Linked DNA regions of Homo sapiens: regions 1, 2 and 3 are each linked to region 4. The links are chromatin loops, found by intact Hi-C in ENCODE. Cell type or tissue: PC-9. All regions are shown on one strand. Each heading gives the region's core, and the rest is flanking DNA. Links, peaks and the distances in the headings are about the cores only.

What was found. Peaks named below come from ENCODE experiments on the same cell type or tissue, not always from the same donor. Only the 100,000 strongest peaks of a DNase experiment are listed, where the experiment ranks them.
Region 1: it touches region 4 in a loop (5-fold over the local background); 2 of 110 quality-filtered maps call a loop at or near these places.
Region 2: it touches region 4 in a loop (3-fold over the local background); 3 of 110 quality-filtered maps call a loop at or near these places.
Region 3: it touches region 4 in a loop (8-fold over the local background); 12 of 110 quality-filtered maps call a loop at or near these places.

What each region holds. Positions count from the first base shown.
Region 1 is chr1:215,141,837-215,150,137 of GRCh38, forward strand. All of the region lies in intron 3 of KCNK2 (potassium two pore domain channel subfamily K member 2), which reads left to right. Among named protein-coding and RNA genes, the nearest start is that of KCNK2, 63 kb to the left of the region's middle. In PC-9, for the core only: a CTCF peak has its summit at 4,616; a DNase peak (open chromatin) is centred at 4,595.
Region 2 is chr1:214,657,334-214,665,634 of GRCh38, forward strand. CENPF (centromere protein F) reads left to right here. Exons shown (of 20, transcript NM_016343.4): 18 at 1-76; 19 at 1,517-1,695; 20 at 6,258-7,238. The coding sequence ends at 6,461. Among named protein-coding and RNA genes, the nearest start is that of CENPF, 58 kb to the left of the region's middle. In PC-9, for the core only: CTCF peaks have their summits at 1,666 (motif pointing right) and 3,756; no DNase peak of the experiment used is centred there.
Region 3 is chr1:215,522,937-215,531,237 of GRCh38, forward strand. No RefSeq gene overlaps it. Among named protein-coding and RNA genes, the nearest start is that of KCTD3, 40 kb to the right of the region's middle. In PC-9, for the core only: CTCF peaks have their summits at 716, 3,803 (motif pointing left) and 4,002; no DNase peak of the experiment used is centred there.
Region 4 is chr1:215,602,754-215,611,054 of GRCh38, forward strand. KCTD3 (potassium channel tetramerization domain containing 3) reads left to right here. Exons shown (of 18, transcript NM_016121.5): 13 at 1,379-1,549; 14 at 5,264-5,419. Among named protein-coding and RNA genes, the nearest start is that of KCTD3, 40 kb to the left of the region's middle. In PC-9, for the core only: a CTCF peak has its summit at 4,024 (motif pointing left); no DNase peak of the experiment used is centred there; H3K27ac peaks cover 2,174 bases.

The DNA of each region.
Region 1 (8,301 bases), core at 207-8,206, 460 kb before region 4:
ATTCCAGTTAATTCGTTGTTTTTAGAGAAAGTTTTCTATTACATTATAGTTTCAGCTATTCTATGCTGATGGTTCTGCCTTTCCATCTTCAAAGACGCTGGAAAATTTTCTGTTGCTTTCGTATCCTCAGTTCTGTCTATATTTCATTTGTCTTTTGAAATTCTTTCTTCCATTACTTTTTTTCTGTAATTCTGGGAAATCTTTTATATTCTGTGAGCTGCATCACTGACTTGAGTTTGTACTATTTCTCTTCTACTCCTTAATTACATTGAATACAGATTTTAATTTTGCAATTGCATATTCAGTTTCCTTTCAATCATCTATTTTTTTACTCATCTCTTTTCCTAATTTTGTCTTTAAATCACAGTGAATTTATTTTTTGTTGGCTTTACGTTTTATTCTCTCCTGTTGTGATTTCCAAACATATTCTGGGTCCTGCAGTATACTATTTTTGGAGACATGCTCTTTTGAATCATTCTTCCATTTCCTCACAAAATATTTACAGAGTTTTCATGGAACAACTTCTACATGGTTGGAGTACATAATCTAGAAGTATTATATTAAAATAGACAAAAATTTAGTTAGAAACTTAATAGGAAAGTAAGTAATATAGCATGTTATGTGTTAATTATATAGCTTTGGGGAAAACTGAACAGCAAAATAGACTGGGAATGAGAGGAACAATTTTAATGGAGTCTAAAAGGTGATCTTTCTTTTCTGTTTTTTTACGTTACTTGTTTTTACTTTGGATTGGTGTTTCTAATTTGTGGACAGACAGTGAAGTTGGAGCCTCAAATGTTCTTTCTACTTGATTCAATGTGAGCAGGCTCAGTAGTGGAATAGCATAGTTATAGTTGGTTGCCAATGAGTGCATTTCAGTCTACTTTCTTCTGCTGAGTATAAAATTTTCCATATTCTCTCTCTGTAGGCTCTGAATTGTTATGGAAATGAAGAAATATTTTTTTTTTCTAGCTGCTTTTCTTAGTTGTCTTTGAAAGTTGTTTTGTTGATTTCTTGCTAAAATCCTGGGTTCCAGCATTTGCTTTTCTAATAGACTAAATTTAGGATGAAGGATGTAATCTGAGGTAGTCATCATAGCTGTGAAGAGATTACAGAAAGGGGAAAACACACTAAGAGTCCACATTTAGAGCAAGGGTGGGCCTTCTCATAATTATCTTTTTTGTGTTTGTACTTCACTTCAAGATCAAATGAGAAAGTGTGTAGGAAACTAAGGTGCGAAGACGAAGTGTGATGTGGAATAGTGGCTTTCATATTTCTTCTCTGCCTCCCAGGCCCTAGAATCCTTTTTTTTAAATTGAATTTCTAACATGTATAAAACAGATAAATAGATCTATTTGTGCATGTGCTATGCGTGTGTGTGTCTGTGTAAGTGTATCTGTGGTGAGGCAGAAGTGGAAGTGTTTTGTATCCAAGGGAAGGCTGCCTGTTTCTATAGGAGGGCAGGACTTTGAGGTCACACAGATTTGCCTTTGTACACTGGCTGGGCCACTTTTGATTTGCCCTTAACATTGTAGGCCTTGGTATCAGTGGGTTTTAAAATGTCATAGGTCAGAAAAATTATGGCATTAGATTGAAAGACTTGCCTTTTGTATGGTCTCTTGTGTAACAGTATTTAGCATGTGGTATGTGCCAGGTTTTAAGTGTTTTACATATGTTATGAAATTTCATTCTTATAACAACCCTATAAGGTGGTTGTTTCCATTATTCACATTTTTGGATAAGTACGCCAAAGCATTGAGAAATTAAACAATGTGCCTAATCATGCAGCAGGCACATGCCATTGTGGTGTTTTAAGCCTACAGAGCCTAGCTTGTAGTGTTGGCACTTATAACCTCTTAACTCTGACCTCTGCCTCTAGTGGCCAGGGGAGCCAGACCTGTATTGAATTACATTTTGAAAAATGTAGAGTATCTATGTTGTACCACAAATTTTAAGTGAACTGATGATATATGTTCGCCTTTCCTCCTAATGGTTTAGGGACTTAGTTCTAAGACCCTATCTTTCTAAGTGGAAGGGCTATGCCATTGTTGCCTTTGGAAAACACTTTCTACAAGTAAAAATCGTCACCTTTGGAAAATTACTGTCTACAAGTAATTTGCAAGAAATCAGTATGAAAAACACTGGACTATATCTCTGATGTGTCTCCCAACACTTTGTTTACTTGTAAATATTGAATTAAGTAAAGTATATCTGCCTTTACCATGTGTGAGAAAACCTTGTATGATATTTAGGCTAAATGGCATTACTCTTTTGATGCTGAGGGTACAGTTTTTAAAAATGTAAACATATGCCCTTTTTTCTAATGTGTATCTTTTAAAAACTAAGATACAGAAATAAATTATTTTGAAGATATTTGTCAAAATAAAAGTGTACATGGGAGCCGAATCCCATACCAGAGATGAATTTTAAAAATGGTAATGGATATTGCATTAAATTGAGTTTAATCGATGCCCCTTAATGGTTTTAGTGATGTAGCCTTTCATCTAAATGACCCAACTTCAGCTGTCATCACTCAGATTCAGGATCTGTATAGTTACACATCATTCAGGTGGGTTGGCTGTCACTTGCTTTCTCTCTCCTGTCTGAGACAGACAGTAGTTGATGAGTTTTGAATTGCTACCACAAGGTAATAGTCAAGGCACGGCTCGTTCCTTACACCCTTATTTCAAGTAAAATTATATTCAATATAGACAGTCAGTACTTGAAAACCTTGAGTTTTATCTCTTCAATCTATTCTGCCTTATTGCCACCAATATTTCATTTTTTTTGGCCTCAGTTTTCCACTTTGTGTAGTGATGGGGTCAGAATTCTATTGGCTGTGTCTATGCTTACATTTAATGATTTTGCTTAAAAAATTCAGAGGCTTTTCCCACCTCAGTTCGTGGTGGTTTATATTGTGAATATAAAAATTAATAGGCCATCTTAAACAAGATACGGTCGAGCAATTCTGTGAGGGATGTCAAAGTTAACGCCTTCAAAATAACAGGCTTTGCTGTCATAAAATTATTATACCACTTACTAATGAAGGATTAAATATTCTCACAGCTGCTAATGTCTGTTTGGCTAGGAGAATGAAAGGTGAACAGTAATTTAGAGCACTTCATTTCACAGATTATTTGACTGAATATCAAGTAGCTGTTTTCTATGGTTGCGTATTCTGCAAAGTGAAGAGTGTGAAAAGAGAATTTTGACTCAACCACTCCTTACTTGAAATATGTTTCAGGAGAGAAAGTGCTATCATCATTAGCATCATCATCATTGCCACCATTATTTTTTATTGACATCAGACCCTTATTCTGAGCTTCAGTGGTACTACCTGAGCTATGCTTGGTGGCCATGAAAGTGACTTTAGCTGGCTGATACTCATGGACTGCTTACTATGTGGCATGCTTCATGCTAAGTTCTTTATGTTTGTTATATTATGTATTCCTTTTACTGTTTTATACATGGGGAGACTGAGGCACATAGCAGTGTGTAACTTTCTCAGTGACAGAGTAGCAGAGCTAGGATTTAAACCAAGACACCTGGGCTCTAGAGCCTGAAGTCTTAACTGCTATGCTACGTTACCTTCAGTACACTTGAAAATAAATTTGAATAAGTCTATTTGCAGTTGAGAAAAATTACTGTGAATCAAAGATAGCATGGATTTCTTGGCACTTTAGATTACTTATGTCCACCAAGATCCAGCTTTCTAAAATGAAAAAAATATATGTTATGTCTAATGTGTTACTTTAGGACAATTTGATGACAGAGGAATTATATAGTTCTATCAGTTTACTGCTATAGTAGACTTTTATTTATTGATTTTATGGTTTATTGTTTGATGCCAAGTCTGGTCAGGAATACAACATCAAATTATATTGGAAAAGTCTTTTAACAATACTCTTTAAAGTGTGATTTCCAGAAAGTGCTTTGTGATAGAAGTTCAGATTCCTAATTTATGATCTCTTTCAATACACAGGAAAACTTAAGTTACTCAAATTTTGTGCTAAGAAATAGTTCTCCATTTCCTTAATGCTACAGAATTATTTTTCTTCTCCTCTTGGAATAAGAGGAGAATCAGATCATCAGTATTTAAATAACACATGAATTTACAGCAATTGACAGAAATATAATTTTATTACGCCTTGAACAGTTCTCTCTTGATTGGCTTGAGCTTCAGATAAAATAGTTGGCCAATATTTAGTGCTCGTGTTTTATTAACAAAATGCATATCTTTAAACACTCGAAATGAAATCCAGAATAGTTAAATATTCTCACTGTGAGACACTTGTGGAGCCTGAGAAGGACTATGAGAACAGCATGCATTTCAAATGTATTCAGGAAACAGCTGGGAAAGTTTGGAAACAATCTACAGGTAGATTATTATTGTTCTTTGGCAAAATTTCTTTGCAAAGGAATAGCCCTTCAACGTTTAGCTGCAATTCTAGGTTATATGAATGTATCTTGCTACCAAAAAATGTTTGGTAGAAGCTCATTCAAAAAATAACATAAGAAACTTGTAACTTCCTATAGATTTTGAAATTTACAACTGTCATGTAGGATTTTATTATGTAAGTTGCAACTAAAAATAGCAAGGGAGCCATCTTGTGAAATACTGTTTGAACTGCAGGCGCGGTTGTTTCTGGGCCAAGAGGAAGTTTGATCACTTAAAGTTGACACAAAATGTCAAAACATCCCTTTGATTTACCTACTTTAATCAATGCATTTGTTTTGATGCACCTATATATACATACTTTCCCAGTCTGACAAGGTAAAACAGTGCATATTTGCAGAATGGCATGTCCCAAACCAGATTTATATGTTGTAGTTATGCAACTGAGAAAAACGCTAAGTTTGAGGACCCATATCTCTCGCCTTAATCTCAAACACTTGCTCCAAGCAACTGAATTAATAGTTTAAATCTCAGCTTTAACATTTAACAATTGTTTAACTTTGTACACATTACTTCACTTCAGTAAATCTCACTTTCCACATTCAGAGAGTGGGGATAACTAGTTGTACTTAAACCTCGTAGGATTGTTGAGCAAGTTAAAATAAGCGTACACATGAAGGGATCAGCATGGTATCTGATATGCAGTGAGATTGTGAGCATTCAAGAAATATTCGCAATTACCCTTTTTATTGGTAATGAAAATTATTTTATTATTGATGAAAATATAGTAATAGAGTGATGTCATAGCTGTCTAGAAGAGATAAATCTAATCAATATTGTTCTATGTACAAAGAGACAGAGGCAGGTTTACCTCGAGACTGAAAATTAAGACTCCTCATTTGTATGGGTCTTCTTTTTAATTTTTATTCATTTTTTTTCCTACAGAGCCTCATATAGCTTGCGACCCATAAACCTTGCATCTATGACAGGGGCATGAATCAGAATCACCTCTGTAGGTATTTTAAAATGCACATGTACCATCCTCCCTTTCCAGAAGAAAATAATTTAGTTGTTCTGAAGTGGATTTTTAAAGTTCCATATATGATTTTGCTATGGATCCTTAGTTTAAAACTGGTGTTATAGAGGAACAGTGTACGATGTGTGAAAATTCTAAAATGAACAGATCTTTTCACAAAGATATTGTCTTGTAATTAGAATCATATTTTTCTGGAATCATATTTCTTCTTCAGTGTTTGATTAGGCTCTTTCCTCTGCATAACAGTAGCTTTGACTCACTTTTCTAAAAACACGAGATGTGGCCTGGCGCAGTGGCTCATGCCTGTAATCCCAGCACTTTGGGAAGCTGAGGCGGGCGGATCACCTGAGGTCAGAAATTCGGGACCAGCCTGGCCAACATGGTGAGACCCTGTCTATACTAACAAAAACACAAACATTAGCTGGGTGTGGTGGCAGGTGCCTGTAATCTGAGCTACTTGGGAGGCTGAGGTAGGATAATTGCTTGAACTCAGGAAATGGAAGTTGCAGTGAGCTGAGATTGCACCATTGCACTCCAGCCTGGGTGACAGAGTGAGACTCTGTCTCAAAAAACAAAAAACAAACAAACAAAAACACGAGATGTGATTGTCATTTCACTCTGATTTCTAAAAGGTTTGCTCTTTTTAGGTTGCTTATTGAGGGCATCTCCTAAATGTATGTTGCTCTTTTTTCTCATCCTACTTTCAACTCTTTTGCCCTGTATTATTAATGTTGTTTTTCTGCCTCTAAAGTAATTTAAATGGTTCTGTATTGAAATGATATTTTAATTATTATTTTTTTATTTTCTTTTCCTTTTTTTTTTTTTTTTTTGGCAGGGTCTTGCTCTGTTGCCCAGGCGGGAGATGCAGTGGTGTGATCATGGCTCACTGCAGCCTCAACTTCATGAGCTCAAGCAATCCTCCCACCTTAGCCTCTTGAGCTACTGGGACTGCAGGTGCATACCACCACACCTGGCTAATTTTTTTTTTCAAAGATGGGGTTTCTCCACGTTGCCCAGGCTGGTCTTGAACTCCTGGGCTCAAGTGATCCACCTGCCTCAACCTCCCAAAGTGCTGAGATTACAGGCATGACCCACCATGCCTGTACATTAATTATTTTTAAGGGTGTTTTTTTTAAATATGTACGTATCAATAATTTTGCTTTTCCTTGCTGTCCAGAATAAAATAAAAATGAGTACAAGTAATTAGAACAGTAGAACTATCTAGATCTGAATATGTCTATTCAATTAAAATATGCGGTATTAATAAAAACCTATAGATTGCTCTTTTCAATTCAGCATATTTTCTTGCATATCTGCTCTGAGCAAATCCCTATACAAGATATATAAAGGAAAGAAAAATAATTCCCAGAGATTCTCTGCTCCCAACAAGTTTATGATTAAGAAGAGAGACAAAGCCTGTAACCGAATGATGAGAGTTCACGTTAGAGTAATACATAGTTCCTCTAATGGCAGAAAAGTACTATGTATGTTGAAAGAAGGCAAGATCACAGCTGGTTGAAAGGGTAAGGAATGACTGTGTGTGAAAGTGGTGTGAGGTGGGAGGAAAGGACAGACAGGATTTCAACACGATAATTGAAGGTCCACCCTTGTGTCAGCTAGAGGGAGAAAACAACATAAAAATGAAGGAATCGGGAAAGTTCAGCTTATTTTTTTCAGCGAGTAATGATGACTCTGAAGTTTCTAAAAGGTAGAGAGCAATGGTACACCGGGGAGTCTTGGCACAAGGGGAGTGATGATTTGTGCTGAACGATTTTGGAACACTTAAGGGTTTTGAAACTACAGAATATCAAAACTGAAGCTGCGCTTTAGAAAGAGTTGGTTATTAGGAGATGGATTTGTGTGAGAAAAAACACAGACAGGCTGTTTTAATGCTTTGAGGTAGTGGCGGTGGAACTGCTAGGAAGCAGGGAAGGAGAATGGAGGGGTTGTGGTGGTAAGGAGGTCTGCCTCATTGCCTACAAAGCCTTCTGTCGTCTGAGGATGAGTGAGATTCAGGAGCTCTGGCCCTGTGGTGACAATTTATGTTATTTAAACATAATCAAATGGTGGTGATAGATGCCATGAGTGTTCGGGAGAAGGAAAAGATTAAGGTATTCCCCAGAGCACACAGAGTTAGGAGACTTCCTCGGCACATCTGTCAGTGGGCATAGGGATGCTGGAGAAGAGACAATCTTCTATGAAAAGATACTTTATGAAGAAAGTGTTGTAATGCAACCCATGAGGTGTTAAAGAAAAAGGTCACTAACAAAGAATGGCAAGACAAAGTGAGTTATGGCCATAGTTATCTGCTAGCCTTTCGCTAAGGTCAAAACTCTGAATTACTAAAGGGAGGAACATGAAATAAGCTAGTACGATTATTTTTAAAGGAAGCATGCTAATCAGAAGTTAACTCAATAAGTACGAAGTGCAGATAAAACTCATGTGCAGAAGAGATTTTGAAAGATAATCAGGAGTCACTAGTGGGATATCTTCATGTAATATTTTTCTTAACCCCACCATTTCAGTGAAGGCCACATTGAAAAGCTGTTTGACAATTAGGTCCACACTCTGAAACTTTATCAGGTATTCTTGAAAACCTCAACATTCAAGATGAGAGACTGCCTGAGTAGAATGAAGAGAGGGCTACCACGAAGCATAGACTGTAGGAAGATAACTTTAGGAAGCATTTAGGTATTGTTTAGATATCCAGTGGGAATACCAGGGCTATCATGATGACTAAAACATGGCCCCTGACCTTACGGAACTTCTGATTATAGAACTGATCGTTATGATCTAGTAAGATCAGTCTTAGTAAAGGGAACCCTGCATGCAGGAGGGGTTCAGATCCAGTCTTGGGACTATGTATTGA
Region 2 (8,301 bases), core at 135-8,134, 950 kb before region 4:
AGTGGTATTCACCCTGCAGAAGACACGGAAGGTACTGAGTTTGAGCCAGAGGGACTTCCAGAAGTTGTAAAGAAAGGTATGCCTAATTTAAAGACAAAATTATTTGTGTTCTTTTGAAATTCCATATAATGGTTCACATATAAAAAGACAAAAGTATTTGCTTTTTTACATTATTGTGCAATAATCTCATTGACGTTCATAAGCAATAGTCTGCTTTTAAATGGATGAGGCATATGTTTTCCTCTAGGATCTAATTACTTGTGTCACATTAACAAAAGAGCTGGTAGATTGGAAAAATGGCTGTCTAAAATCTGTTTGGAATTTGTTATTTGAATGCTGAAAAAAATTATTAAATTAAGGACTCCCGTCAGCGTTTCCTACCCGTTGGTCATGTCTGACCTAGCTAGCAGGTGAGCTGGAGGGTGCACCCTGTGATGCTGGCCCCCTGACTGGAGCCACTGACTACACTTTGTTTTGTTTTTGTTTTGTTGTTTTAATCTTGGTTTTCCCCCAAGTCTGGCCCAAGGACTGGTGCCATTCTAGGAACTGTTTGTTATTGGTTCCCAACTGAAACAATGTATTGTAATTAAGTAGGAATTTAGAAATTTTCATAGCAACTTGATATTTTTGTAACATCCAAGCACATATCATGTTTTCTATTGATTTGTTCTCATTATATTATACAAAAATATTATTCCACAGCACATTGGAAATTCTTCGAACCCCCTCTGCCCCCAAATATCAAAACTGATGCTTTGCCATTGATGGTTTGAAAAGCATTGTTCTGAGTAACTCTAGCCCAAAAATAGTTATCTATCTCTCACTGGTAATTTTTATATGTAGTTAAAGTGTGAAAAAAACAAAAACAAATGCTGCTTTAGTTAGCCCTGAATGCAGTTCTGGAGTGTGTGTTGATACACTAACTCTTAGTATCCCTGGGATTGACTTTCTTTCCTGGGTCATCCAAAGTCATGTCACTTCCTTCTGTGGAAAGAGACAACGTGAGTGAGTGTGAAATCACCTTTAGAAAGGTCAGTTTCTCTCCTCCCACCTACATGAGAGTGCTGGCCTGAAGTAGCTGTTACCATTTTACATTTCCCCCCTTTCCCTTTCTTTTTTTTTTTATCTTTTATTTTTCCATTATACCCTCCTTTTTTCCCCAACCCAATTTTACAATAAGGCCTGCTGGCATTCTTTAGATCTTAGAAAAATGCAAAATAAAACATCTACATAGAAGATAGAAGCAGAAAAAATTTTTTCTGTGTAGTGTTATTTTCCCCTTCTTCTCCCATTGTTGTTTTCTATGTTTCTAATAAGAGAAAAACCTGTTAAGTTATTTGATTCAATTTGGTGACTCCCAGGGCAACTGTGAAGTGTAATCCATTGACCACAGTGGCTAGGACAAAGTATTTTTTGGAGTTTGCATTATCCTTGTTAAAACCACCTAATGAATATCTTTTCCACTGTAGATAGAATTGGACCTAGCAGTGCTGACAGTTATTTTTTTTGCCCTTAGGGTTTGCTGACATCCCGACAGGAAAGACTAGCCCATATATCCTGCGAAGAACAACCATGGCAACTCGGACCAGCCCCCGCCTGGCTGCACAGAAGTTAGCGCTATCCCCACTGAGTCTCGGCAAAGAAAATCTTGCAGAGTCCTCCAAACCAACAGCTGGTGGCAGCAGATCACAAAAGGTAAACTACTGTCAACATCCGTCTACTGTTTGAGATCCAGAAAATTGCAGTAGTACCTGGGTGAGGATTGGACACTGCACCCCCGATTCAGGAGCGCTTTCAAAAAGTCTGACCTTCTTGGTGTGGTGTAAGTCAGTCAGTAGTGAGCAAGTGACCGGGTGAGCATTACAGTATCAGGGTACATGATCTCATCCTTCAGTCAACAGGCCGCTTATATGTAGTTTGATGGAAAATGGCATTGTTACATCAAAACTCAGTGGATTTCTAAGAAAGTTTCAGGCGTTACTGATGAAGGATTTGAAGAGGTAATTTTCCCTTTCGCCACTGGTATTAGTCATTGTTTGTTTCAAACTTTACTCTCACTTATCTGCCCCCAGCTGCTAATTCTTTATTGTTTTTATTAATCCTTTACTTTCTTAAAAAAAAAAAAAGCACATATTTCAATAGATATCTAAGGAAAGGAACTCTGTTTATAGATCTCTCTATTTTGATTGTTGAGGATACAACAGGATCTTAGTGACTTCTGTGTACCCTACAACATCCCAGAAAATGTTATGTAGAGCATAGAGAATATTTGCTTAACAGATCTTTATTCCTGTTACTATGATCCATACCAGCAGCTGCCATTTAAGTATGCAAAGTATATGCATTTTATTTATCTTTCTCATTTTATTGAACTCTCACAGTAAGTGGTATTATAAAAGAGTGAAGAACGTGAGACTCATAAAGATGTAACCTCCCAGTGTGAACCCCTACTTCCTCTCAACTCCACAGTCTTGATCTTTCTACGATACCAGTGTTTCTCAGACTGGGGACTAGGGGGATATTTTTGGAAGTTGCTGGAATAGCTTCAAAGAGTTTGAACAGTCTGTGATTTTACCTTGATTGCTCACTTGTCAGAGTTTGATCAAGTATGCGAGCTGATAACCTTGAACCAGAAAACAAAGCTTTGAAAGTGTAATAACCCCTATTTGTGTAATGTGATAATTCATAAGTGAGCAAGCACGTTCTTAGGATTTGGGATACCAAATATGAACACATTGGTGGTTACACGTGGGCGATCTAAAGAGTACAATATATTTAGATTTCTTGATCTAAACATCACAACAACAGATTTGCAAATTTCTTTTTGTTGATGTATAAGAGCTATAAGCATTAAGGAATTATACTTAGTAATAAATTTGTTCATCATATACATTATATTAAAATTTTTCTTCAAGTATGAAGAAGAATGCTCTGAGATTTTCTTTCACTAAAGTGGACCCATTTGTTACTCTTATTAGAAATAGTCTACCATTTTGTGCAAATTTTTCTCCCCTCCCCTACCAAATTCTCTCTGTTACTCACATTCGGATTTAACTTTGGCATGCTGCCAACAACAAAATACTGAAGTATATACTGGAGAATATATATTTAATATACTGAATATACTGACTTTCCAATGAACATGAGAACAGCTTCTCTTTTAAGCAACTAGTGCCCCTAAACCGTGGAGCTACCAAGCTTGTCCAAAGCTGTCAACTACAAGATATCCACTGGATACTGAATACAGGAGAAGTCAGGTTTAGGGTCCCGATATGGGCCATACCATTTTCTCAGAAGGGTGACTGGGAGCCACCCTTTCCCAAACCTCAGTAAAAAGTAACATCCATTCCTGTTTGTCTCACACTTCTGGAGATCAAACGAAGTATTTGACTCTCTTAGAAAACCATGACATATAGCTGGTACTCTATGCCTCCACTGTCTTTAGGCAGCTCACTTTATTGTAATCTCTTGTTTAAATATCTGTCTTCTGATTTGCAATCTGAGTTCTGTGAGGTTACTGATTACATCTATAGTTTATGTCTATGCAGTGTCTGACATTCAACAAATATTCACTGAATGAATGGAACTGTGAATGTCCTGAAGTGATTGCATTAATAGATGTTTATAAAGGCATGCTAGGAAATGGTCTTATGAAATCATCACAAGTCATTTTTTTTCTGTTGCGAAGAACTGATGGTAAAAGCAGTTTGCATGCGGCGTTCAGACTTACTATCTAGGAAAAAGAGCTTTGCACGCTAGGGGGCCTGCTCTCCTCACTGCTGTTGAATCTGCTGAGTAGGGAGTAGTAACCATGGTTTCTGCAGATTTTGTTCAGTGCATTAGCTACATGCTGTTCAGTAGGCACCAGCAGTTATGAATTGCTAAGCAATTTTGTGCACTTGCAAATGAGGAGAGGGACCTTTTGAGAGCAGTTATAGGAGAATTCATGATTAGATTCAAACTCTTCAAAACCTAGCCCAGTAATTTTTAATTTAATTCAGCATTTTCTGAGTTGCCCTGTAAAATGCTTGCTGCCTCATCTGTTAAGCGTATTACATCACTTAGTTTTAAAAATCTAGAATGAGGTATTATTTCCCAAAGCAGTTGCTTAGAAACTCAGGGTTGTGAGTTCTCCTTTGAGGTGACTGGCTGGGTTATGAGAGACAGTTTCCTAGGTCATTTAGCAAGACCTTTAGTAACATCTGACAAGTTCAAAGGGGAAAAAACTGGCAAAATGCACATTAGGTAAGGATCATTCTCTATTATGTCACTGGGATGGATTAGCTCAGGAACCCCTCGTTTGTTGGGAACAAGGGAGACAGCGCTTGTAGACCTGATCTCCTGAACCTGGGCTTTGTGATCAGTTCCAGAGGACTGGCCAGTAAGCTGTAGAGCCCATCGTGGATGGTGGTGTTAGTTTTGTGGGGATCTTGCATTTTTTCCTACTTGTGAGGGTCATTTTCACTGAACTACATGCATATTTGCCCTCTCTCTGTTGCTACTGCAGAATCATTTATGAGACAATTAGGGTATGCTTGCACTTTTTTTTTTTCCCTCCCCTGTGTTATTCTAGGAGGATGTACTATCTTAATAGATTAAATACTTGGTGAATTTGACTTTGTCTGGTTATAGACCATTCTGAAGCTAACTAACCAACAGGAGGGTCAAATCCACAGTTTAAATTCTGATCACAACTAAAGTGTCCTCAATTCAGTATCAGAAATTGAGTCTAGAGGGGAGAAGCCAGAAAGAGTGGACGTTAGCCATTTGATTGGGATAAAGAGGCTTATAGGCTCAAACTTTCTGTTTCCTATGGGCTATCTGTCTCTCTCTTTTTAAATGGCAAACCTAAAGATTTGTTTCTTGTACATCTGGTGGGTTCCAGGGAAACCTTGTCTTTGGAATCACTATTTCTCTTTAAAAAAAAAAAAAAGTACCAGCAAAACTTTGTTTTATTTTTTTCCTTCAACTTTCCATGGATGGTAATTTTCCATTAAGTCCTGACCTTCCAAGGCTGCGTCTTTTCAGTGTCCTGGACACACTCTGAGGGAGAAGTGAGCTTTCCTGGGATTTGATCTGTTGGCCAGATTTACTATGTTTCATGTAATGAAAAGTATTTAACTGCCTTTTTCAAATCACATGCTTCCTATGGAAAGAATATAAATGGGAAAATAATTTCCATTCCCTTTTCTTCTTGCATCAGAAGGAGATCCCTGGAAGTCAGTTGCTCAGGGAGTGTCTGTCACGTAGTTACTTCCCAGCAACTGTGCTGGACACAGATCCTTGTGTCCATTATGCAAGAGGCCCTTCTCCTTTCTCTTTGAAAGATCTTCCTACTTGAATCTTCCACTCTTGCCTTTAACTTTGCTTAGGTGAAGCTTTCCTATACTTCATTTTTCTTGCACTTTTTTCTCTTTTTTGACCGTGTATCTTTTTTCACTACTATATAAATTTCAATTTTTTTTTTTTTAAATCTTGCTCTGTCCCCCAGGCTGGAGTGCAGTGGCACTATCACGGCTCACTGCAGCTTCAAACTCCTGGGCTCAAGCGATCCTCTTGCCTCAGCCTCCTGAGTAGCTGGAACTATAGATGTGAGCCACTAAGCCTGACCCAATTTCAAAAAATCTTCACTCACCAGTTACCTTACTCTCTCATCTACTTAAAGTCTCAAATTTTCTGAGATATCTCTTTCCTTTAAAAGGCAGGATGTTTGAGAGGGGATTTATTCTTTCCGGACTTTATTGTTAGATAGCTGCCCTTCTGCTCTAGTCCAAATTCAATATGGAAACAGTCAGCCATAAAGGGAGAATGATTAAAATACCCTGAACTGGTCCTTGGTCATTTTAAAATTTTCCACCCTGTGGAGGTAGTATTACTCATTTGGGTTACACTTGTTTTAAACAACAGGAATGGCTAGTTAGGACAACAGAGGCAGGTTTTTCACTTAGGAATTCACTGGATGTGTACCATGTGGTCAAGCATGTTGTGGGCTCTAGGGATACATAGGTAAATAGGGCATAGTCTTTGCCATCAGAGGTGCCAAGGGACGTCTGATGACTGGTTAGAGGTTGTACCTGGTATCCTCCTAAGTTCTCTGTTAGATGGGGCCTGTTCTCAAGGAAGAGGAAATACTTCAATTATATATAACTCCTAGAGAAGAAGAACTTAATTTAAAACTTAGTGACATAGTGCTTTATTTTTCATGTTGTGGAAATGTGAATGTGATTGAACCTCTAACAGAGATGTTTGTGTTGCAGGTCAAAGTTGCTCAGCGGAGCCCAGTAGATTCAGGCACCATCCTCCGAGAACCCACCACGAAATCCGTCCCAGTCAATAATCTTCCTGAGAGAAGTCCGACTGACAGCCCCAGAGAGGGCCTGAGGGTCAAGCGAGGCCGACTTGTCCCCAGCCCCAAAGCTGGACTGGAGTCCAACGGCAGTGAGAACTGTAAGGTCCAGTGAAGGCACTTTGTGTGTCAGTACCCCTGGGAGGTGCCAGTCATTGAATAGATAAGGCTGTGCCTACAGGACTTCTCTTTAGTCAGGGCATGCTTTATTAGTGAGGAGAAAACAATTCCTTAGAAGTCTTAAATATATTGTACTCTTTAGATCTCCCATGTGTAGGTATTGAAAAAGTTTGGAAGCACTGATCACCTGTTAGCATTGCCATTCCTCTACTGCAATGTAAATAGTATAAAGCTATGTATATAAAGCTTTTTGGTAATATGTTACAATTAAAATGACAAGCACTATATCACAATCTCTGTTTGTATGTGGGTTTTACACTAAAAAAATGCAAAACACATTTTATTCTTCTAATTAACAGCTCCTAGGAAAATGTAGACTTTTGCTTTATGATATTCTATCTGTAGTATGAGGCATGGAATAGTTTTGTATCGGGAATTTCTCAGAGCTGAGTAAAATGAAGGAAAAGCATGTTATGTGTTTTTAAGGAAAATGTGCACACATATACATGTAGGAGTGTTTATCTTTCTCTTACAATCTGTTTTAGACATCTTTGCTTATGAAACCTGTACATATGTGTGTGTGGGTATGTGTTTATTTCCAGTGAGGGCTGCAGGCTTCCTAGAGGTGTGCTATACCATGCGTCTGTCGTTGTGCTTTTTTCTGTTTTTAGACCAATTTTTTACAGTTCTTTGGTAAGCATTGTCGTATCTGGTGATGGATTAACATATAGCCTTTGTTTTCTAATAAAATAGTCGCCTTCGTTTTCTGTAAGAATGATTCCTAAGTGTAAAGGCATTCGAATATTGGTACTATTTCTTGCTAATTACAACAGCCTCTTATACACGTGAAAATGTTTGAACAAATGATACAGATCTTTAAACAAATGATCTTAGCATCTTTAGTTGTATTAAAAGACACAATTTGGAATACGGGTCATAAGGAGTATATGGGAATATAAGACGTCCAGCCCAGTGCCTCCTACATTCTGTGTCCCCATTAAACCACATCATCAAGGATACAAGTATGTGGTATTTCCCAGCTCACTTGATGATGATATAGTTTTGAAAGCATGCAGGCATTATAAGCCATGTCAGATCCAAAAACATTTGAACAAGTTCTTACATCCTTGAATCAGGGTAAAAAAGTTTCCCAGGGCATGCGCTAGTAAAAGATCATTTGTTCTTGGCTTTCAGTCCAAATTGATGCACAAATTCCGATAAGCACCATCATTTATATTTAAAAGTTGTCCTTCGCAAGGTGGCCTCTGTTGTTGGATAATGCTTCAATAATATTAAGCTACTTAATATTCATCAGCTGAAAGTGATATCCTGACTTTCCTCTTGTTTCTTCAGTTGCTTGGGGTTGAGGTCTGGTGCAATATCCTTACCGTAAATCATCCCAGGGCCCCCATGTGCTCAAGGGCATGACCCCGAGCAGACATTGTTGGGATCAGGCCATCAGCTTTATTGGCTGTCTCCAGTGATTGGAAGATTCCACTCTGTAGGCTTTGCTGGGTAGCATCGTGGGTCCTTGAAAGCATCTCTTTGTATTTTCCTAGGTATGCCATAGCTGCTGCTCTTATTACTTGGATACTTGTTTTTTTGTTCTTTGTTTTTTTTTATTTGAGAGGGAGTCTTGCTCTGTCGTCCAGGCTGGAGTGAAGTGGCATGATCTCGGCTCGCTGCAACCTCTGCTTCCTAGCTTCAAGCCATTCTCCTGCCTCAGCCTCCCAGGTGGCTGGGACTACAGGCATGTGCCACCATGCCTGGCAGTTTTTTTTGTATTTTTAGTAGAGATGGGGTTTCACCATGCTGGCCAGGCTGGTCTCGATCAT
Region 3 (8,301 bases), core at 145-8,144, 80 kb before region 4:
TCCTGTCTAGAATGTTTTAGACATTCCCAGTGCCATTGCATATTCTTCCATGTAATTAATTAAGTCTCCAGTGGAACCAGCCTGGCAGCCTGAGAAACATAACAAGACCTGCCCCCAACCCCATCTCCAGAAAGAAAGAAAACTTGAACTACTTCTAAGCAGCCTTTCATTTACAGGGTTTTTTGGGTCACATGCAAATGTAATGGATTCCAGTAATTTGAATATAATATGCCCTCAGTAAGTTTTATTTGTTCTTTGAGTCCATCTCTCCTCAGTTAAGCCTATCATTTTGTTTCTGTTCCTGGTAAGTCATGCGTTTGACAACTCATTATAGCATATGACTGGGGCAGTGCACCTCTGGGAACCAAATCAGCTGGTTAATGCCAGGTTTAAGGGGAATAATAGTCAAGCAGTTTGCTAAAGTCTTCTGGAGTTTGTACTTGTATTACTCAGCAGCTTTGGGCATACATGGGCACGCACACTCTAACACAATCAAAGCGAGAAGCTACAATGTTTTCTGAATTTGGTATCAGAATATCAAGACGATAATTTTCTACTTTTCAATTTTTTGGAACTACTACGTTAATCTTTATGAAAGTTTGTAGTAAATAATTAAAATACTTAGAGATATGTAAGAAAACACAATGAATTCCTCAGGCATAGTGTGATATTCCATTTTATAAAGTTCAATTTAGGGAGAAAATTTGAAATGAAAAATCTTACGTGAGTAAGTAGTGCCACAGTGTGGTTACAATTGATAATTTATTTCAGTTCCTGTGCTTTGAATAACCGATAATCCAAGCTAAGACTTCTGTAATCTAAAAAACTCCCTTCTCTACCAATATCAATGATCCTGACTTCACAGGTCTACACAATCAGTTATATTGCTCACGCATATATTTTCAATAGACCACTTTAATAGCTCACAAAGTACTTCATAGCTATCTTGTCAATTACAAAGGACAGATATTAAAACCTTCATTTTTTAAACAAGAAAAACTGAAACTCAAAATATCTGGCTGTTAATGTTTATAAGGCACTTAAATGACAGAGATGAGACTAAACCTTCAGCTTCTGGGTCCTTGTGAGTACATCTTGATGAATACAAGAACATGTGGGATTAGGGGTCAGAAGTCCAGGGCTGCCAACTAAGCTCTGTCACATGATTAATTGTGTGCTATTAAGCAAGTCACTTAAATCCGTAAGTTCTAGTTCTTTTTCATAAATAGAAAAAGGAAATGGTATTTGCCGTGCCTATCTTTGGAGACTGTTGTATCAATCAAATGAAATATAGTCCATAACAGATCTTTTTACAGACTGTGAAGCACTATAAACATTAGTGTTTTTATTACTTCCTTGCTACCACCACAATATGAAAATGCTTCCACAATAGACTAAGAATTACTAGGAGTAAAGAAAATCCAGTAAACACTGTAACTGTAACCTAAGCTAAAATGCCTGCTTAAATTATTCATTCAAAATTGGGATTTTTATGTCAGCCTGAAAAATACTAATGATCAATTTCTTATTGGTATGCACTCCCTTAAGGATGCAAATTATATTCTTGGTCTAGTGAAGACCCTTCACCATATATAATATATGTATTTTACATGTGTTAAAACAGAATCTGTGGTATAGGAAGTTTTCCCTTATCCTCAACTTTTACTTTAAATGTGGGGCTACATGTGCAGGTTTGTTATATGGGTATATTGCACTCACATAGTGAGCACAGTGCCCAATAGGTGGTTTTTGACCCATGCCCTCCTCCCTCCCCTTCTAGTAGTTTTCAGTGTCTATTGTTCCCACGTTTATGTGCATGGGCGCTCAGTGTTTACCTCCCACTTATAAGTGAGAACATGAGGTATTTGGTGTTCCGTTCCTGCATTAATTTGCTTAGAATTATGGCCTCCGGCTCCATCCATGTTGCTGCAAAGGATATGATGTCATTCTTTTTATGGCTGTTTAGTACTCCATGATGTATACGTACCACATTTTCTTTACCTAATCCACCATTGATGGGCACCTAGCTTGATCCCACGTCTTTGCTATTGTGATGCATGGGGATGAATATACAGATGTACGTGTCTTTATGCTAGAATGATTTATATTCCTTTGAATATATATTCAATAATGGAATTGTGGTTCAAATGGTAGCTCTGTTTCAAGTTCTTTGGGAAATCCCCATACTGCGTTCCACGTGGCTGAACTAATTTACATTCCCAAAAAGGTAGCTTTTAAATACAATTTTATAGTAATTACTGATATTAGATAAATCTTAATAAAAACCTTCAAATGTTGTACACAAAGGAAATCAAGATAGCTCACAGGACTTAGCATTATAACAAGCTTAGATTAGTTAGCTTTTTAAAATTGGCTAGAAGAAAAGAAAACTACCTCTTGTGAAGTAGGTGAAAATTCTAACTTCATAAGATGTTCTTAAAAGCATCATCAAGGTCCTGGCGCAGTGGCTCATGCCTGTAATCCCAGCACTTTGGGAGGCCGAGGTAGGCAGATCACGAGGTCAGGAGATCGAGACCATCCTGGCTAACTCGGTGAAACCCCGTCTCTACTAAAAATACAAAAATTAGCCCGGAGTGGTGGCAGGTGCCTGTAGTCCCAGCTACTCAGGAGGCTGAGGCAGGAGAATTGCTTGAACCTGGGAAATGGAGGTTGCAGTGAGCCAAGATCGCACCATTGCACTCCAGCCTGGGCAACACAGCAAGAGCGAGACTCTGTCTCAAAAAAAAAAAAAAAGGATCATCAAGATGGTATATTTCATGCACTTTTCAGATGCTCTTCAATTTCCATAACTCACCATATTTGGTTTTGCTTACGTCATTAGTTTTTAACCATAAAATAAGTTCTAGAAAGTTCTTAAATAAGATTGTCTACATATTCTATATTACATTATTGTCATAAAATTAACATAATGACTTTAAACTTAAAAACGTTTTCCACATTCACAAAAACAATGTAATTAACTTAGGAAGTTTAAAACTTTGTCTTTAAGCATTGTTTTAACACTTGCATCTGGGTGGGTGCGGACAACATTGGAAAAGTGTGGAGAGGAAGAAGAAGACAGCTTTTTTTGATACATTTTGGACCAGTCAGACAATATCTTAGTCCAATGGGTAGCAGTGTTTATACATATTCAGGTAAGATTAAGGTTCATTCAGCAAACTGCTATTGGTTCCCTGTATGTAACAGGCACCTCTGCCAGGCTAAAGACCCCATTCCCTGTGCTCAGAAGTGCCCAGAGAGATTGGGAGACAGACACATGAATAAACTATTGGACAATGGGCTCGTGCTGTACTGGAGATGTGCACGCAGGGTGCAGAGATGTAGGGAAGAATCACAGAGGAGATGGTCTTCTCTGCCCTTAGGATAAAGGGGAAGTGGAAGACCTGACCAAGAAGGTAACACCTGGGAAACAGGATCTCAAGAAATTCCAAGCCCAAGGATAACAAGTAAAGGTGTGGTTGAAAACAATGTTAGAAACTGGGAGGTGATTCTGTCTAGTGTGTTTGGTAGGCCATTTCTAGGTCTCCATTATGTCTTTTCCATTACTCTGTTTTGTTATCGTGTATCTTTAAAGTGTTTTGCAGCAGAAAATAAAACAAGGAAAAGAATGGTTGAATCACTTTTTAAAAATCATGCATTACATTATTGTGATCCAGGGATATCCTATTATGTGTTTATTCCTAAGTGTAAGACGTGTCTTCAAGCTATTGCATTGGAGAGGTACCGTGTTTGCATTAGAAGACAAACGGCCTAAAAAAGGTGCACAATTTTTGGGAGAATGCTTCCATCTAGTGGTCAAATTGAGAAATTCACTTACATGTATTCGTTATATTTCTTAAAAATATTTGTTAATCTGTTATATACCAAATCAATATGTTTCTGTTCATTAATAGTTAATAATTTCTCATTTACTTTTAACTATTGGAGGATATAACAATTTAATTTTATTTGGCCTGTTGGTTCTCAAGGAGGTAGTGTCTCCAAAGAAAAATAAGATCCTCAAAAGAAGGCCATATTTGTTAAAGCTTTCATACACCTTGTCTCATTCAATATTCAGAGCCACATTGTAAAAAAATAAAAACTTTTACTATTATTCCATTTTATACATAAAGAAATGGAAACATAACAGGGTCAGTAATTTCACCTAACACCACCATGCAAAGAATTAACTTGTCAGGATGACTTCAGTTCTGGTGTTCTTTTCTCTTGATGCATTAAAGATGATTATTTTATCATTAACTCTGTTGATAAAGTTACAAGTTCTTTATGTGATGTGAGTAACATCTGTTTTGTAAGTTTGGAATGTGAAATGCATAAGGTCTTCATAATGTAGATGAATTAGTCAGTACAGGCTACTTAATGATGGAGTAACAAACCCAACTCTTAAATCTCAGTAGTTTAACATGATGGAAGTGTATTTCGCACTTTGGTTCAGCAATAAACTCACATCTTCCATTGTCTAGCTGAAGGGAAATGTAAAATAAAAGGTAGCAAATTGAAGGTTTGGGGAGGATTATGCTCTGCTGCAGAGATGGATTCCATTTTTCTCAAATATTAAGTATATTAAAGTATATAAATATTTTTTCAAATATTAAGTATACAAAGTATAAATATTTTGGATTGTGTGGGTTAGAAAAACATTTATGTGCTTTTGCTTTTTTTTCCCTTTCAAACAGCTTCTCGCTCTGTTGCCCAGGCTGGAGGGCAGTGGCATAATCATAGCTCACTGTAACCTCAAACTCCTAGGCTCAAGCTAGCCTCCCGCCTCAGCCTCCCGAATAGCTGGGACTACTGCTACTACTGCACAATGACACTCAGCTAATTTTTAAATCTTTTTGTAGAGACAGAGGTCTCACTCTGTTGTGCAGGCTGGTCTTGAGCTCCTGGCCTCTGGAGATCCTCCTGCCTTGGCCTCCCAAAGTGCTGGGATTACAGGCATGAGCGCTGCATCTGGCCTGCTTTTGCTTTTATTTGTATTTTTTTTTCTCTGAGGGACCTCAAGATCACAGAATTGTATTAATCTTAATCCTTGGCTCATGGCACACTTATTGATGGTTTCTGCATATCTCTCCTCCATTAATTATGCATGTACGTATGTGTGTATTTTAATAATGTAACAAGCACCTGTGGACCTAACAGCCAATATGGAAGCTGAAACTTTGGCAATCAGTCACATCTAGCTGTGTGGTCCCCATCCCTTCTATCTGCTACCCCTTTCCCAAGGTAACTACCATCCTAAATATGGTGTGCATTTTCCTTCTCTCTCTTTTTAACATGGTCTTATTCGATCTGTCTATCTGTTTTTTAAAGGCATATATTTTTATTTTAGTTATTTATCTCAATATTATGTTAGGATTCCTCTGTGTTGCTGCACATCATCACAGTTCATTCACTGAGTGTCGCATTATAGTATTTTGTGTGACTATAACAGATCATTCATCTACTGTCTTTGAGGATGTGAATTTGGGATTTTCTCCAATTTTTGCTGTTGTAAACAATGTCAGACAAGATCTCCATGTACCTTTGGGGATTCATCTCCTAATAATATTTTCTTTCTGGCCAAGCTTACATCCTCACCTGTCTCTTAAAAATGCCATTGTATTTCCTGATCCTGCACTTTGCTCCTATTTTGTCTGTCCCTCTACACTTCTTTCTGCACATGAATTCTACACATTATCCAAAGCCAGTATGAAATTTCACCCTTTCTATGAAATTTCCGATTACCACTATAATTTGTAGGATTGGTTTTTGCCTCTGAATGCTTGGGATAAAACATGTTTTATCCCAAACGCACTATTTGGTAAATATTATAACAATCATTCATTAACCACCTATAACATGCCAGACATGAATCCAAGAACTAGCCCTAGATCGTTTTATTTCTTTCTCAATACAACAGTATAATGTGGGGATTATCATTATTACTATTTTTCAGTCCAGTAATTACACATTAATCATTCTAAGGGTCTGATTGCTGAAAGGACTCAAGGCTCCGTTTATCATCACCAGGCAAGAGATACCTATGGCAATGGCAGGAGAAGGACATGCATTCAAAATGGTCCCAAAATGTTAGGCACAGGTTTCCTTGTCCTCTTTCCACTGGGTAGGGTCATACCAACTTCACTTAGTCTCTAGGTCTCAAACCACCATCAGCATCTGGAAGTCCAAAGTCCGTTCTTGGTAAGGAATCTCTCACCATAACCTGGTCACTAGGCACATCTCAGCTATGTGACCAGCCTTAACTGTTGAAACATCACCCCCTGCTCCCAACCTCTACTGAAACCAGATGCAAATCATAAATCCGGTTATTTCTAAACAATGATGACACACTGATACATCCTGCTCCAGAACAACTCACAGACCCATACAGAATAGCATTTGTCTTTAGTTAATAAGTACTATAGCATTAGCCAAGGGTCAGTAGCTCCCTGCATAAGAGCATGAACAATCCAGACCAGTTGAGATTAACCCCAACTGTGCACGCAGGTAAGGAAACCAAGGCTTAGAGAAGTGAAGTACTATCTTCCCCGAGGTCATCCCTCAAGAGTGATGGAGTTGTTCAGGGAAACTCCAGGGCCTGTGCCCTTTGGCAAGCTCTGAGCTATTCTGACTCTTAATGCAGTTAGTTGTGGCTTGCCCCATCCACAAGATAGCATGTATTATGAAGAAAAGTTGTTTGTCTGCATCTTTGTATTTCTCCCAGCATCTAGCATAGTCCTACATGTAAGTAATATGCACCAATAAACAGCTGGGCAGAATGACTAGCACACTTTCTCCTAGCTAGTGGGTAAGTTATCTCATGGCTCCCAGATGAGCAAAGCTCTGTTTTATCTCTGTACCTCTGTTCATGCGATTACTCTGACTTAGACTGTCTTCCAACTCTGCTGTCATGCACGAATCCACCCCTAAATTTTCAAGCCCATACTCATCTTCCCCTTTTCTAAACTTATATCATCATTAGCATATAATTCAGAAATTCTGAAAGTATTTTATATTTGTTTTTTAATCCAAAATAACATCATAAATTTCTTAATGACAAAGGGCTTTTATTTTATACATGTTCTTTAAAAGAATATGTGTACTGTTAGCCTTCTACGTATTATCCCCATGCCAAGAATATTGTGGATCAGCTATAGCACTTTCAGAATCAGTGTACCTATTCCTAAAAATGTGTTTTCACAGCCCAAGTGGTCACCAGATGAAATATATAGTATAATTACTTCCTTAATGTAGCCTTTGAACATCTCTAATCATTAAGGAAATGCAACTTAAAACTATAATGAGATACCACCTTGCACTCATTAGGATGGCTATGATAAAAAAAAAACGAAAATAGCAAGTGTTCTGGAGGATGTGGAGAAATTAGAACACTTGTCTACTGTTGGTGGAAGTGGTACAGCTACTGTGGAAAATAGTATGGTGGTTCCTCAAAGATTAAAATTATAATTACCGTAAGATCTAGTAATTTCACTTCTGGGCATATACCCCAAATAGTGGATAGCAGGGTATTAAATAAATATTTGTACACCTAGGTTCATAATACATTATATACAATAGCCAAAAGGTGGAAGCAACCCAAGCGTCCATCAACAGATGCATAGGTAAACAAAATGTGTTATATCACCCAAGGGCATATTACTCAGCCTTAAAAAGGAAACAAATTTTGACGTATGCTACGATAGGAATGACCCTTGAAGATATTATGCTGAGTGAAATAAGCCAGTCAGAAAAGGACACATACTGTATGTTTCCTCTTACAGGAGGTACCCAGAGTAGTCAAATTCAGAGAGACAGGAAATAGAATGATGGTTGCCAGGGGCTGAGAGGAGGGGAAATGGGGAGTTGCTTAATGGATACAGAGTTTCACTTTTGCAAGATGAAAAGAGTTCTGGAGATTGGTTGCACAACAATCTGAATGTACTTAACACACTTAACACTACTGAACTGTACATTTAAAAGTGGTTAAGGTGATATATTTATATTATGTGTATTTTACCATATTAAAAAATTTTTATCGTAACCTATGTTTCTCATTGACTACCGATGTCATGAAGAAAGAAATCCAGGGGGCAGGTTTTAGCTATAGGGCTAGAGGATTTAAGCTCCCTCTTACTGGTATTTCTGGGGCTCCTATTCCGTGAGCACTAGGCAGTTATAAGATCTGGCTGGTGCTTATTTGGATATGTGTATGTAGCAAATGGAGAAATCCTTAACTCCCTCTTTCTCTATCATTCTCCAAGGGACCCACACTGCATTGCATTTCAACTTCTCTGCAAAAAA
Region 4 (8,301 bases), core at 292-8,291:
AAATTTATCTGTAATGAAAGGAGTTCTAAGAAACAATTTGTATTCAGTAATACTAATAGGTTTGGATGTGCTACTTATATAAGTCATCATTTCATTTAAGTTATTAAAAGAAACCATAATTTTTAGTATGAAAGAAATATTCAAGAGTATACCTATGAATTTGACTGAAACCATAGTAGGACTTAAATTGTATTGCTCTAGAAATAGGGTTTAGTAAACCACGGATTTCTAGCCAAGCTGGCTCTTTTTGATACCACTGTCTTTGGATGTTTTTATGCCACAATGACAGAATTGAGAGGTTGTGACAGAGACAGTGTGGCATGCAGAGTTTAAAATGTTTACTACTTGGCCCCTTACGGAAAGTGTACCAACCCCTGCTCTAGAATGAGCTGTGGATTTTTTTTTTAAATCTAGTTAAAAGGCAGGCATAAAACTGGGAAAGTTTTACAAATCAAAGCACTTCTTTTGTAGTGGCAGGGGGATTTTAAGGCATGAAAAATGGAGTCATCTTTCTGGTTCTAGGAGGTGTTTTTCATGACATGCTTTTTTTCCTTTGATTCAAGTATTTTCAGATGAATCAGTTAGTAAAACTAGAACAGCCAGTAAAGCTAAGATGTTCTCTATCCATGAAGCTTTTAAGAGTATAGGTCACTGAATTTTTTCCTATCTAAATTTGCAATGGGGTCTGGGCACTTTTTGAAAAAAAGAAAACAAAAGACACAGCTGAACCTTAGATGATTAGAAGAAACAACATATTTTAAGTATGATGTAAGCAATGTAATGGGTATGTTTATTCCCTAGCACAGTGTTTTGAAACTTAAATAGTATATTTAATGCTTGATTATTTGAGAATGATTTAGTATTGTAGTTTAAGTAAAGCAGATGGTAATTCTAGGCTAGACATAATAAGGAATATTGCTTTTGGAATACTATGCTGTTTCAGTAGTGTTCTTGGCATGGCAGATTTATGAATTCTTTAAACTATGTTGAGTACCTGCGGTGTCTCAGGCACTCTGTGAGGTGACAGATAAAAAGATGATTATGATTCAGTCTTTGTCAATAAGGAATAGAAGTAGCTAGACATAGAAATAAGTACAGAATTAGTGTGTTATAATTACTGTGATAGAACCTAATAGTGCAAGGCAGGAGGTGAATAGTTACGTCTTGGAGTGAGGGTTAGGAAAAGATTTATCAAGGAAATAATGATTTTAAGATGACCGGAGAAGTCTTAAGATTTTTTTTTTTACTGAACTGGATTTGGGGCTGATATAAACAGTGAATCCAGCTCTGCCTATTTTATCATAGGGAAGCTTTGCGAGGGTAGCTTTTTTATTATCGTTCCATAATGTATCACCTGTCAACTCTTGACTTTATATAGGTGTCAGTGGTAACTGGATCGAGATCGCCTATGGTACGAGCTCTGGAGCAGTACGAGTGATTGTACAACACCCAGAGACAGTTGGGTCAGGTCCTCAGCTTTTTCAGACTTTCACAGTTCACCGAAGTCCCGTAACAAAAATCATGCTATCAGAGAAGCATCTTGTATCAGGTAAAATGATTTCATTATACTGGTAAGGAACTTGGCTCTGTGTGTTATTTTCATTAAAAGAATGAAAACGCAGTGTTTATGTGAGAAAAATATACTAAAAGAAGTACTAGAAAAGTTTAATGACTGAAGAAATTATGATTGTCTTTTAAAGATTTCTTTGAGCTGGTCGTGGTGGCTCATGCCTATAAATCCTAGCAGTTTAGGAGGCCAAGGCAGGTGGATTGGTTTAGCCCAGGAGTTGAAGACTAGCCTGGGCAACATGGTGAAACCCCACCTCTACCAAAAAAGAGGAAAACAAAAAAAAGATGTTTTTTATTTTACCTGGTTTTAATATACTTAAATTTAGGAGATGTGATTTTTTTTTTTTTTTTTGCTCTCTTGGCATATCTTATTGCAAAATATTTATTATGACCCTGCTAAGAGGAATTTTTATTAAATTTTTCAAGTTTTACTTTTAATATAAATTGGGTTGATTATATTATGGTTTAATGCTAAAACTGTAGATTTAAATGTGTATTTTGATATTTTGTCATCTCAAAAATAATAAAAATTACAATTGTAGAGATTATTTGAAGAAAATAAGCTTTTCTTGGGTTTGTAGTTCTTCATAATATAAAATTTTTAATTAAATATTAATTGGATACATAAAAAATTAAATACTAATTTTCAAGTTTAACGAATAGTACTTTCTGATTACAAAGTAAAATTCTATTGAAGAAATTCATTGTGTATGGAAGATGATTTCTAAAAGGCTTTGTGAAAATTGCATTGTGAGTTGGGTGTGTCAGTAAAGCTTGCTTTCTAGAGGAGTCTTACATTAACTCCTTTTGTAGAGCAGTTCTTGCCCAACTTAAAATTTTTACAAACATGGTTTTCATGTGTCAGATTTGTTTTTGTGAAGGCTGGCTAGAAGATAATGCATCTTTTGTGAAAGATGTAGTGAAAGTTTCTCAATCTAATTAAACACCATGTGGAGCTGAAATTCAGTCCATAGCTGAATGATTATGCTTTTATTGAATGTGTAATTGTTTGTGGTATAAGTATGCCTTGCTAAAACAGTCTCTGTTAGGTTTTCATAAAACATTACTCCCCTGCCCCACTGAGGAGTTTCTAACTCTTGCTGGTTCCTCATCTTTTGCCCAGTTGCTGAGTGTTGGATTGCCCTTGAGCTCTTTCCTGGACTCTGTATTCTTTATCTGCACTTTCCTAGTTATTTGAATAGTAATTATATGTCAGTGGTTCCCAAACTTTCCTCCACCTGTGACCATCCAAAGAGTTCCAAACCCTGTATATCCAGTGTCTGGATCTCTGGTTGTATGTTTAATAGGCATCTCAAATTTAAGTTGGACAAAATAAAACTTAATGATTTCTCCCTCAAAAGCCATCTTAGTATACAGTATCACCATCTACTTATCTACTCAAGCTGAAAATCTAGGAATCACCCTTGATTTCTCCCTTTCTTTCACCTCCCACATAGTACAATTCATCAGTAAGTCCTGTTGGTTTTGCTGCCACATTATGTCACAAATCCAGTCACTTTTCATTGCTGTCAGTCTAGTGTCTCACGTCATCATCCTTTCTCCCCTAGATGACTGTAGTAACTTCTCAACTTTTCCCTCTCTATGGTACATGTTCCACACAGCAGCCAGAAGCATCTTTTAGAAACACAAACGAAGTTTGATTCCTGATGGCTTCTAATTGTATTTAGAATAAATTTAAATTTCTACCATAGCCTGTATGGCTTTTCTTGTTCTAGATTCTACCTACCTTTAAAATTTCTTCCCAATCCCATGTCACTTTTCTCATTGCTGATAACACTCTAACCTGTTGGCTTTTCTATTTCTTAAAAATGCCTTCGAACTTTTGTGTTTGTTCTTTTTATTTGAAATGGTTTGCCCATAGGTATTTGTTTGACTGCATTCTTGTCATTCTGGTGCCGTTTCAAAGCCCTTCTCAATGAGTGCCCCTTGGCCACCTGCTTTAAATTAAATTAGCCAAACCTCTGTCCAACAATAACTTTCTCTAACGGTACCTTGCTTTGTGTTCTTCATAGCTTTATCACTTATTCATTTATTTGCTTGTTTATTATCTCTATCTCTTCTAGAAAATTCTCCAATAGCAGAAACTTTGTTGTGTTCTCAGCACTTAGCATAATTCTGACACGTAAAAGATGCTGAATAAATGTTATGAAATAAGGCAATTCAGTTCTCTGAGAAAATGGGCCGTTTTGAAGGGTTATTGTGATGTTTAGATGATAATGTATAGAGATACTCTGTAATAATTGCTATTATTTTGGTGGTTATAATGTTATTGTGGGATGTGATACCAAGGAACTACTTTGTAAAACTTGCATTTTAACATCAGATATTTCATGTAGGTTTGAAACTTTTGTAAGTTTGTCAAGAGAAATATCCTTTTTAACAAAAAATCTGGAGTATTTTGTGTATACTCAGTTATGTTATTCTGCCACCTGGTGGATATTAACACATATGTAATGACATTGTTTTCCCTATAGTGCATTTTAATCCCTTAAAGAAAAACTTTGGATAATGACTAATATTAGCAAAATTGACGTAATTGTCCAATTGAATCAACTAAAAATATTTAAATTATTTTTCTGAATCCTAGTAAGCTTAGTAGTGAAATCAGGAAATGATTTCCCGTGAAACTAAATAGCCTAGAACAAAATGTCCCCTTTTCACCAGAAAACTGACAGTCTAATAATTGAGAATTTTGTTATATAAGAATAGAAAGTACACAGATGTTACTTATTGCTGTTTGCCAAAATTAAATTTCTTTCTAAAGTTTTGTTTAAAATATGTGTAACTGTAGAATATGTAACACATTTTTACCCAGTAGTAAATATTATGTATGTGTGTATATAAGAAATTTTAGATACTTTCCTAATATTTACTGATGAGTTCATAGTTCATTGCTAATAATAACATATTTTCTAAAATCATAAATGGCAAAATCAGTATATTTTTTATTAAAGCATGCCAAAAAAAGTAGTTTTTGCATTAGTGATACACTTTATGGTGTATATTTTCAAATAGAGTATCTACTCAGACAAAAAAAAGTACAGCTAGACGAGGAGACATTTCAGTATATGCTCAGTTAATATTCTATTCACAAAATAAATAAAACTAATTGGAGTATGTTTTTTAAATACAGACTTTATATAAAAATAATGCTCAGCTTTAGTACAGAATCTTAATTTTCCTTAATGTAACTATGAGTTGGCAATAAATAGCTGATTGCTCAAGATGTTTGACAAATGTCATTTGTGCCAATAATTTTTCGGTAAGTTCTGATCTAGGTTAATAGTTGAGTAGCATAAGCAGAAACAGTTTCTATAGTTAGGAAAAATAAACTAGGAAACTGTTTACTATGTAGTTTGGCCACAGAACAGGATAATATTCAGCATCTTTTTTCTTACACACACATTATTTTTAACCTTTACTACATTTATAACCTACAAGCTATTTTTATGAGGATCTGTAGGTTTACTTAATGTACCTTATATTTTGCAGCAAGGTAAAACATCCAGTTTTCTCACTTTTGTTAAGTAGTCACAAATCAAGTATAGTTTTAAGATAAATATGTCATTTGCCACTTATACTCTGATCTGTGTAATATAGATGATAGTGAAAAAAGTTAAAATGAGTTTTTAAAAGTAATTTTGTATTCTTTTGTGTTCTCTTTCTCTGCTAGTCTGTGCAGATAATAATCATGTCCGGACGTGGACAGTAACACGATTCAGAGGAATGATCTCTACTCAGCCAGGTTCTACTCCTTTAGCGTCATTCAAGATACTATCCCTGGAGGAGACAGAAAGTCATGGTAGCTATTCCTCTGGAAATGACATAGGTGGGTTAGGTTATTTTAGGGCATTTTTAGGTACTATATTAACTGTTCAGAAGAAGCATATCAACTAATAAAACCACAAAAATGAGTTTTAAATACAAATTTTCCATTTTAATTTTGAAATTCTAAACAGAATTTTAGTGTGTTTTTCTGATTAAATTCTATAAATTCACAAAATTATTTTATTGCAGCGTTTTTCCTTAAAATGTTAGAGCAAATTTTTCCTCTTATTAATGTTTCATCATTTAAAGAATGTCATCTTCACATGTTAACTACTTTTATTTATTATTAAAACTATGATAACTGTGTACATTTGACATTTGAAATTTTTTTTGTTAATCTACTGAAAATAAAATTTGAAGCTAGAAAAACGTTGGTCCCTATAAATGAGAGTCATTTTGATGACATCGTAATATTCATTAGGAAACAATGTAGTATGTCTCCTTTGATATTCTCTGATTTCAGCAAAAGGTGTATAAGTTTAGTTTAGGTTTTCTCTCTATACACCATACATACGTGTGCACATGGGCACTCACACATCCACACATGTGTGCATACACATATACAGTCTTCATAGAGATAGATCATTCCACCCCCGGCCCCATTTGAAAGAATCTCACTGTCCTTATAAGCTACTTAAGAGAATTCTACTACCACAGCCTTACTATTTTTAGAAAGAGAAATATGCAGTGTTACCAGTTTTAACAGTTGTTATATAATCCCAGTTCTCTGCATGATTCTAGGCACTGGAAGTTTATATTGTTATTTATTCAACAAATATTTATCGAGTACTTGTGTTCTAGATATTAGAAATTTTAAAAAGTGCGGTGAACATCAACTTACAATGTAGTGAGCAGTGGGAATTAAAATAAAACAGTTGCATTTTGCAACTTTGCTTAAAGGCATAGGTCAAAAAGAACCCGGAGGAGATAGTGCCAGGATCTATGTTAGAGGTTGTAATATATGCTCTCGTTTAATCTTGACAATTTAGGAGGTAGATACCCCACTTAATGTTGACAGAAGCTGACATTCAGACAGAGAACACACAGAGGTTTTAATGTTTGAACTGATACATGAAGGATAGACATTTGTTGGGTGTGGAAGGTTCTAAGGTTGGAACATTCCTGGCAGAGAAAACAGCAAGTTAAAAGGGTAGAGGCCAAGGGAACTTGACAAGTTTAGAAAATGTCAAGAAGGTCATTAATTGTTGGATTATAGGATATGTGGGTAAGAATAGTAAGACATACTGAGTGAATAGGCCAGTGCCGGATCGTGGAAGGCATCTATACATCAAACTAAGAAATTTAGATTTTATCTTGTAAGTAATGGAGACCTTTTGAAGAATTTTGAGAATGATACTAGATTTGTGATATATATAATTCATCTTTCAAGAGCATGCAAGAAGACTTGACAGTGAAGACATGAGAGAGTGAAGCAAGGAAACCAGAAAGGAGGAATTTATTAACCAAAGTGCATGGTGGTCATTGACTAGATGTGGCAGGCATGAGAGAGGAAGGAGTCTAAAGTGACCCTAAGGATTCTTGAGAAATGGAGTAGCTGAGTATTATTTACTAAATAAAGAAATATAGGAAGAAGAACTTATTTTGAAAACAAAGATGAATTCAGACTTGTATATTTTGAGTGATGATGCATATGGATACTATTCTGTGGTATGAAGATATACCTGGTTCTGTGGTATGAAGATATACCTGGTTTCTGGAGAAAGAACTTAACTAGAAGTTATGTTTATGAGTATTCAGCATATAAGAAGCACCTGAAAGCCCCAGGAGTAGATGTATTGTTCAGGGAGAGCATGTGTATTGTGAATAAAAAGATATTTATAAACAGCCCTGTAAATTAATTATAAAACCCAGTAAGATAAAGGGGACAGGGAGGCTTTTCATTCCTCTTTATAGTGGTATTTAAAATATATATATCTTCATAGACAAATGGACATACAGATTAGTGGAACAGAGTAGAGTCCAGATTCAGTAGAGTGGTAAAGGTGAAATCTACATTGTAATGGGTAATGGGGTAATAGATATTGGAGGTGACCATGAAATAAAGAAGTAATGGAGCTAGTTGGAAGGCAGGGAAGTTCAAAGGTCATATTTTTACACATGATCTTAGCCAAAAGGCCAAGAAGCGATCAAAGGTCATTTTTTTTTATTCCTCCAACTTTCTCCCTCATTAAAGTTAAGAAAGACCTAGGAATATTTTGTATTCCAAGGAAAGGAGCCAGTTTGGGAAGGGAAACTATAAATGGGAGGTGGGGGAAGCGAGGGCAAAGAAGGTATGAAGAATAGGTTATGGGTCAGTCTCATGTCAACATGAAGTTCAAAGGGAGAGAAGATACAGTTCTATAGTCTTCTCATTCCTAGTTATTTTATTCTGAGTTATTCATTGTCAATATTTTGACTTTGTTTATGAGTTATTGAATGAGGATTGTCATTTCATTTTAATAAAATTAGAGATCAGAAGGTTCCAGTAATTGAGCAACTGCATAATATACTGAAGAGCCAGACAGGTTTGTTTGAATTCCACTTCCATCATATAGGACCTATGAGAACTTTGGTTAACTAATCTCTTGGTGCCTTATTTTTTTCATCTGTAAAATGGAGATGGTAAATAATAGTACCTCCCTTATGTGGTTATTATGGTGATTAAAATGAGTATATATTTGGAAAGCATTTACGGTGGCACATAGTAAGTACAGTGTAAGTATTAGCTAATAATAAAGATGACATTGGTTCATTTAATAAGTACATGTATGATTCATGTAACATAACGGGATATATTGTCTTTAAAATTTTTATTGTAAATCTTTTTACAATACTTTTTATGAATTGTAAGTTGATATTATTTTAGCTACTAAGTGTAATGGG